Linked DNA regions of Homo sapiens: region 1 is linked to region 2. The links are chromatin contacts, found by Hi-C or POLR2A ChIA-PET in ENCODE. All regions are on one chromosome and are shown on one strand. The core of a region is the stretch at or near the end of the contact, and the rest is flanking DNA. Distances in the headings are between cores, read along the strand shown. Region 1 has its middle 430 kb from the start of LINC01689. Region 2 has its middle 350 kb from the start of LINC01689.

The links. Hi-C counts contacts between places; a loop is a spot of excess contacts on that map. ChIA-PET counts read pairs that join two places held with the same protein, here RNA polymerase II (POLR2A). Pooled maps may share reads with other maps.
Region 1: a loop to region 2 is called in a map with no recorded cell type, with 6 times the contacts of the local background. The contact joins two enhancer-like sites. A Hi-C loop is called at or near these places in 1 of 168 maps with a recorded cell type or tissue (PC-3), 1 of 37 single-sample maps with no recorded cell type and 6 of 50 pooled maps. POLR2A ChIA-PET finds 5 or more read pairs at or near these places in 2 of 52 experiments (OCI-LY7 and naive thymus-derived CD4-positive, alpha-beta T cell).

The regions. Positions count from the first base shown.
Region 1 is chr21:23,886,095-23,890,586 of GRCh38, reverse strand. No RefSeq gene overlaps it. Among named protein-coding and RNA genes, the nearest start is that of LINC01689, 430 kb to the left of the region's middle. Within about 2 kb of position 2,751, at least 2 of the 41 ENCODE cell types and tissues checked have a DNase peak (open chromatin) inside an H3K27ac peak, as active enhancers do.
Region 2 is chr21:23,967,526-23,971,477 of GRCh38, reverse strand. No RefSeq gene overlaps it. Among named protein-coding and RNA genes, the nearest start is that of LINC01689, 350 kb to the left of the region's middle. Within about 2 kb of position 2,682, at least 2 of the 41 ENCODE cell types and tissues checked have a DNase peak (open chromatin) inside an H3K27ac peak, as active enhancers do.

The DNA.
Region 1 (4,492 bases), core at 1,502-4,001, 81 kb after region 2:
TGGGTTTGTTACAGTTACATGCTCGCCTTTGGCATGTTTTTCTTGGAGGAATAACTATTCTCTACCTTCAGAAAATAATGTATGAGAGTGGCCGTGCATCATGGTCTGTCCTGTGAGAGTCATTCAAGAAATATTGCTGATTGAAAGCAATGTGCTGAACCACTACTGATCATTGTTCAGGTAAATCTTTCTTTTTAGTACCAAAGTGCCACTTGGTAGCAGTGTAACAGTACACATTTCTGCAGAACTATGGTTTGGAATGTAACTTTCACAAAATTGTCCCTTTGAGGTCTCACACCATGTTTTGAAAATATTTTTTAAGAGATCATGGAAATATAACATTAAATATACTCATGATTGTGTAGAAATGTTGAAAACTCATAGAGTATTTTATAATGCTTTACCAGGGCCTTTTAAATGTTACTTTTCAAAATTATTTTTATTTGAACTTTAAGACGTGTAACTTCATCTCAACACTCAGATCAAGGGACCACACTTTTAATAACATTGTAACTGGTAATTGGACTGGAATTGTTTTTATAGTTGTGGCCTCTTATTTCTGAGAGTTAATGTTCTTCCGAACAAATTATTTTCTCTTTTTCCATTTTCCTTTTAAATTGCAGTGTTTTACTATTAATATTTAGGTGTAAAGACTTTTATATATTTCAATTGTATGGTAAGATGACATACAATTGAAATAGATAAAAGAATGGCATGAAGTGGAGAAATTTAGGAACTGTGATATTAATCAAATTTTCTGGTTAACTTTCTGTTAATGTTTTCTTTCTTATGAAAAGTCTTTTCAACTCAATACTGATTTTCCCATTTGCCTTGATTAATTTCATCTTTGCCTCCCATAGCCTCTAGCTTTCTGTTCAACTATTTCTTACATTATTACACATTGGGCCAGTACATAATAGCAGAAACCTCCATGCATCTGGAGAAAGAAAAAGAAGCAGACATAGGTTGAAACTCCAGGATAGCACCCGTGCAGCTTCTTTGCTGAGCATCTAATTTAGAATTGTGATATGTAAAGTCTTGACTTCTGAAAAGAGGCAGCGGTTGTGGCTGCAAAAGGTACGTAAACTACTTTCTAGGTGGCTACTTTCTAGAGTGGTGAGAATGGTGTGAAATGGAGATACTTAGAAATCGGGATATTAATTAAATTTTCTGGTTAACTTTCTGTTAATGTTTTCTTTTAAATCAAGTTGAAAAGATGGTAGAACATTTAAGTCCAAACCTGTAACTAGCAAGCATATTTTACAAAAGACAGTTACTTTTATTTTCTTTATTGAGTGACCAACCATGGCTTCATATTGATTTTTACCATAAACACCATATATTCATGGAAAGGATGGACTGAAGTTATATGTGCACTAACCTCTGGTGTCTCAGTCTATTTGGGCTACTATAACAAAAATGCTGTAGACTGGTAATACACAACAGATATTTATTTCTCAGTTCTAGAGGCTGGAGGGTCCTAAGTCAAGGAGCTGGCAGATGATGCGCTGGAGAGGACCTCCTTCCACATAGACAGACGTTTTCTCTCTGTATCTTCACAAACTGGAAAAGACAAGGGATTTTTCTGAGGTCTCTTTCATAGGGGCATTAATTCCATTCAAGAAGAGCCTTGATCACCTCTCAAAAGCCCCACTCTCAAATGCCATCACTATGGGGATTAGGATTTCAACATAAGAATTTTGAGAGGACATAAACTTTGTTTATTGCACATGGCAAGTTGAGGGGGCATTTTGTTTTATTTTTAATAAAGCTTTGATATGTGTGTGTATGTGTGACTGTGTGTGTGTATAAAATGTAAGACTGAGAAAGATAGAGGAGTCTTTTTTCTTTAGGAATGAAGTAAAATAATATGATTTGCCGTTTTAGTTCATTGAGACTTCATAGATTTATCAGATTTTATGCCACAAATCTGATATTGAATCCATTTTCATTTGATAAAAGGAAACAAAGTTGTAAAATGCATGTATGCTCTGTTGCTTAGAGAAATGCTTTATATTACTCTTTGAAAAATACAAAAATAAGAAATTAAATCATGCCAAGCCCTTTATAATATAGCATTTTATATCATAATTACTATTGGCTTATATGTTTCTGTGATAACCTTATTTTGTGCGCAGTTCTTCTACAAAGGACAAATCTGTGTGCCTTAAAAAGAAGGTAGGATTCAGAACTTACAAGAAAATTTACATATTAGTAAATATTCATACATAAAGAAATAAAATTAAGAAATTCTAGTCTCAGTGACTTTTGTTAACTTCTAATTTTAGTTAAATTATTGAATGTTAAAGCTGAAAAGAGCCATAAATATCTGTAAATGATGTGATTTCCCAAGGATTAAATGGGAGATGGAAACATCACAATGTATGTATCCATAGCCTCTTAGAAAGTAGTTTACATAAATTCTTGCAGCCACATCTGCTTCCTCTTTTCAGAAGGCGTGACTTTAAGTATCATGATTATAAAGTAGATACTCAGCAAATAAGCGGCAAGTGTCCTATCCCGGAGGGCTTCAACCTATGTCTGTTTTTCCTTTTCTTTCTCCAGGTGCATCACAGTTTTTGCTATTATGTACTGGCCTGATGCGTAATAATGTAAGAAATAGTTACACAGAAAAGCTAGTGGCTGTGGGAGGCTGAGATACAGTTAATTAAGGCAAAACAGAAAATCAGTATTGAGTTTTCAAGGCCTTTTGAAATAGTACTCAATGTGAAAGTGAAACTGGAAAGGTTCCCTTGTCCCCCTTGTAGGGTGTGCAATGGGGGTGTGGCTCGCTTCTTCAGCGCCCCGCTGCTCAGACCTCTAGGGGAGCATACAGACGGGCAGGCTGTCGGGCTCCGACCCCACGGCAGTGTCTAGGGGTGAATGTTTACAGCTCCTGAAGCCCCAGTGGGCGTGTGTTACAGGGTGCTCTTTTTGTTTTGCTCTTTTAATTTTGCCATCTATAGGCGGCTTGTGTTAACCAGCTCAATTAGACCCTCTGCCTTGTTGCAAGGACAGAGGACTTCCTGTATCCTGGGGTTCTTGCCTTGGTGTACCAGAAGAATTGGATCACACCTGGAATCGGAGAATGAGTGCAAGGTTTTATTGAGTGGAAGTAGCTCTCAGCAGATGGGGGAGCCAGAAGACAGATGGTTTTCCCGTGGAATTGGGCTGCTTGGTGGCCCCGGGCTCTCCTCCATCTGCCCTGGCCAAACTCCACATCGTTCCGCTGGTCATGGCCTGTTGGTCAGTGGCCTGCTGGTGTCCGGGCATCTGGCGGTGTGCTCTTCCGCAGGCATGCTCCCCTCAAAGTCTTCTCAATGTCCAGCTGTTTGTCTTCTTCCACCAATGTATTCCTCTGGCTGTCCAGCAGCTCATGTCTCTGCCTTGCTAGGGTCTTGGGTTTTTATAAGCCCAGGATAGGGGCGTGGTGGGCCAAGGTAGTCTTGGAAAATGCCACTTTTGGGCGCGAAGACCGAGGTCCCTGGGATAGAGCCCTAGCCGGGGACCATGACCGCCTCTACCCAGCACTTCCCTTCCCCCTTCCATATCATTTAAAGGGACCACGCTCTTCCCTTCCCAGCACTTCCGTATCAAAAGTTTGTGTGCATTCGTGTGCATCTCTAGTAAATATGGTCACTAAACCCTTTTTTTAAAGACCTTTTTTATCCATAACCCAGCCTTCATCACCCACCTGCCCCCACCACCACCACCACCAACCCGATCAGTGCAAAATAAGAAGCCATTGCTTGGAATTTCAATGTGTTTCCCGTTGGCATACATTGAGGAGAGTGAACATCTGCATACACTTTCTCAGGTACACTGGAATGCAAACTTGATAAGGACAAGATATTTTGTTTCCTTTCATTCACCTATGTGTCCCAAGTACCTGATACAGAGTGGCACATAAGAGAAATTCAGTAAGTATTCATTAATTTAATAAATAGTTAAATAAAAATGGAAATAAAAGTAATTTATTAAAAATATGTATTTAAAGTTCTGAACCTTGACGAAACTCAGTAAGTATTCATTAATTTAATAGTTAATTAAAAATGGAAATAAAAGTAATTGATTAAAAATGTGTATTTAAAGTTCTGAACCTTGAGGAAATGAAGACAGAAATGCAGAATTATCTATTGATAGACTTTTCATCCTGATACAAAAAAAAGATTAGACCAGTAGGAATTAATGTTTCCATTCAAAAATCTAAATCAAAAATCTATCAGAACTAAGAGCACGACATAGAACTAAGGATCAAATAACAGGCAGAGCGGACTCAGAGAAAGCACATACATTAAGACAGAGGTGGCACACGCATACTCACACATACATTTTCATACTACATTTAACTACTTAACAAATAATTATTTTATATTGTGGCCAGTCATTCTCAACTAAACCTTTATTGTTCTTCATGGAATTGCTCCACCTCCCGGGTTCACGCCATTCTCCTGCCTCAACCTGCCGAGTAGCTGGGACTACAGGCGCCCGC
Region 2 (3,952 bases), core at 1,433-3,932:
CTCTAAGAACTGGAACAATATAAGGGTGCCCACTTTTACCACTGGTATTCAACATAGTACTGGAAGTCCTAGCTAGAGCAATCAGACAAGAGAAAGAAATAAAGGTCATCCAAATTGGAATGAAAGCAGTCAAATTATCTTTGTTTGCTGATGATATATTCTTACACTTGGGAAAACTAAAAGATTCCACTAAAAAACAGTTAGAACTGATAAACAAATTCAGTATAGTTGCAGGATACAAAATCAATGTACAAAAATTAGAAGCATTTCTATATGCCAACAGCAAATAATCTGAGAAAGAAATCAAGAAAGCAATTGCATTTACAATTACTACAAATAAAAAATAAAATACCTAGAAATTAACCAAATAAGTGAAAAATCTCTATAATGAAAACTATACAACATTGATGAAATAAGTTGAAGAGGGAACAAAATAATGGAAAGATATTCCATGTTCATGGATTGGAAGAATTTATATTTTTAAAATTTCTATACTTCCCAAAGCAATCTACAGATTCAATTAAATCCCTATCAAAATATCAACATCATGCTTCATAGAAATTGACAAAAACAATCCTACAGTTTTTATGGAACCATAAATGATCTGAGTTTGTTCTCAGCAAAAACAACAAAACTGGAGGAATCACATTACCTGACTTCAAATTATACTATAGAGCTATAGTAACCAAAAAAAAAAAAAAAAAAAAAAAGCATAGTGCTGGCATAAAAACAGACACATAGACCAATGAAACAGAATAGAGAACTCAGAAATAAATCCATACATCTACAGTGAATTCATTTTTCATAATGGCATCTAGAACATATGCTGCGAAAAGGACAGTCTCTTCAGTAAATCGTGTCGGGAAAACTGTATATCTATATGCAGAAGAATGAAAGCATGCCCACATCTCTCACCGTATACAAAGTCAAATCAAAATGGATTAAAGACTTAAACCTAAGCCCTGACACTGTGAAACTACTACAGTGAAACACTGAGGAAACTCTCCAGGCCCTTGGACAGGTCAAATATTTCTTGAGCTATATCAAGCAAGCACGAGCAATCAAAGCAAAAATGGACAAATTGGGTCACATCAAATTAAACAGCTTCTTCACAGCAAAGAAAACAATCATCAAGGTGAAGAGACAACCCAAAGAAAGGGAGAAAATATTTGTATACTATCCATCTGACAAGGAATTAATAACCAGAATACACAAGGGTCACAAACAACTCAATAGGAAATAATCTAATAATCTGATTGAAAAATGGGCAGAAGATCTGAATAGACATTTGTCAAAAGAAAACATAAAAGTGGCAAAAAGGTATATGAAAATGTACTCAACATCATTGATCATCAGAGAAATACAAACCAAAATTACAGTGAGATATCATCTCACCCCAGTTAAAATGCCTTTTATCCAAAAGTCAAGCAATAACAAATGCTGGTGAGGATGTGGAGAAAAGGGAACCTTTGTACATTATTGGTGGGAAGGTAAGTTAGTTCAACTACTGTAGAGTACAGTATGGGTGTTTCTCAAAAAATTTAAACTAGAGCTAACATATGGCCTAGAAATCCCACTGCTTGGTATATACACAAAAGAAATGAGATTCATATATCAAAGAGATGTACGTACTCTCATGTTTACTGCAGCACTATTCACAATAGCCAAGATTTGGGAACAACCTAAGTGTCAATCAACAGATAAATGGTTAAAGAAAATGTGGTACTTATACAGAATGGAGTACTACTTAGCCATAAAATCAAATGAGATCCTGTCATTTGCAACAACATGGATTAAACCTGTCATGTATGCACATAAGGTACCCGTTGGCAGTGATGCTCCACTGCGCTCCAGGGTAAGTGTGGGAGGCTGTGGATGGGTCCCTTGTGGGTGTGGAGAAAGCACTGAAGCAGCTGGAAGCACACAGCACGAGAAGGAATTCGCCTTCACCAGCAGAGTCAGATAAGCGTTTCTGACTGCACTGCAGAAAGTACATGTTCAGTCCCTAAGGGACACTGCGCCGGTAAGAGACCTCCAGGTGCAAGCTGTGCGCCTGGGGGCTCAAATGCACAGCTTGGAGCAAAAACTGTGGGTAAGGACCTCCAGGTGCAAACAGGGCATTTAGAGGCCCAGAAAAGCAGCCTGGAACAGGAAACAAAGAATAAAGGAAAGAAAGAAGAAACAACCACAAAACAAATAACAATATGGCAGGAAACAGTGAGACAGCCGTCACTGTGACCTTGAGCCTGTTCTCCAGGCAGGGAACTGCCCCGTTCAGTCTAATGCTGAGGAGCAGGAGGCTCCCCGCTGCAGGCTCGCCCTGTGATCTGTCAGAAGGTAGAACATGAGCAGCCAATGGGACCTCAGGAGCGGGCTCAGGGCCCCCCTACTGTGGTGGAACACACTTCCTATAGTGCTTATACCCTCACTGAGCTGCGGGAGTTAGGCAAGCAATGTGGGCAGCTTTTGGGGGAGCCCCTTCCTGCCTGGTTACTCGTCTTTCGGATGAAGGAGCTGACAGCATTTCCTGCTCCACCTCTGAGGTGGAGAAGCTGGTTTCTATTACAACTTACCCCTCCCTTCCTCAGCAGCTACAGCTGGTGAACACAGGGGCAAGGTGACCACACTGATTGAGTGGCTGATGACAGTGAAATACCAGAAACTGTCAGTAGATGGCAGTGGCATACCGATTTGGTGCAGGTACTCCAGGGGCTGGGTATATGGCAGGCCATGTTTGATCTGAATACCTGGGGGCCAGATGATGAATGTTTTGTCTCTTATATGAGGAATCTTGTTCTGGGCTAAGTGCACCTAAGTGCTTTTGCCTCTCTGGCTGCTGTCCTCACCCCGTATGTGGGGTGTCGCATATATGAAGTGACTACTACTATGGTAGCCCTCGAGGAGGCAGAAGGCCATCAACAGGACCAGGGAATTGTGCCATAAAGAAGAGGAAGATGCTCCATCTACAGGTACCCACCCCCCGAGATAAGAGAGGGCTCCAGTGGGTGAACCGCATGAAGATGTGGACTGATTTAATTTCAGCTGTGTTGCTCCAGTGAAAATTGACAGACATCCCAACAGAATGCTGTTGGCTCTGGAGGCAATTGTCCCCAGAGCAACAATTCTGGAAAATACCCAAGAGGGGGCAAAACAATGTTGCTCAACCCAGTCCCACCCAGACGCTTCAGCTCAAGGACTATTTGCAGACTGGCTTAGATACGAAGCCTTTCCTGTTTGATTAGGAAACTGGCCAAGGTACCTGGGTTGCGGGGGAACCAGGCAACTGAAGGCCATACGTGGAGTTGGCAATCCACTGGTCTGCCACTAATGTACGATGGGTCCTAGCGCTGGTAAATACTGGTGCAGACTGCAATCTTTTTTATGGGAACCCAGATAAGTTTCTGGGCAGAGCTGCATTTATTGATGTTTATGTGGGCCAGTCAGTGATGGTGAAACCTGTGTCTCTGCATCTTGGCATTGGCCACTTGGCTCCTCCACCATACACTGTGTATGTCTCTTCCGTACCTGAATGTATATTGGGGATGGACATTTTGCATGGTCTGGACTTGTACACCATGGTCAGAGAATTCAGACTCAAGTCCCTGTAGTAAAGCCGGTACTGCATGGACATACATATCACCGGCCCCAAGTTCTGCCACAACCCTGACAGGTTACCTCCACTCGTCAATACCATTTGCCAGGGGGATATATGGAGGTAACTGAACCTATTAAGAAGTTAGGGGAGGTGCAAATAGTGCATAACACCAATATCCCCTACAGTTCCCTGGTATGGCCAGTCAGAAAGCCTGATGGGACTTGACAGATGACAGTGGATTGTTCGGAACTGAATAAAGTAACACCCCTTCTGTGTGCAGCTGTACCTTCCATTGTGGATTTGATGGACCACTTGACAATGGAACTGGAACAGTACCACTATGTTGTAGATTTGGCT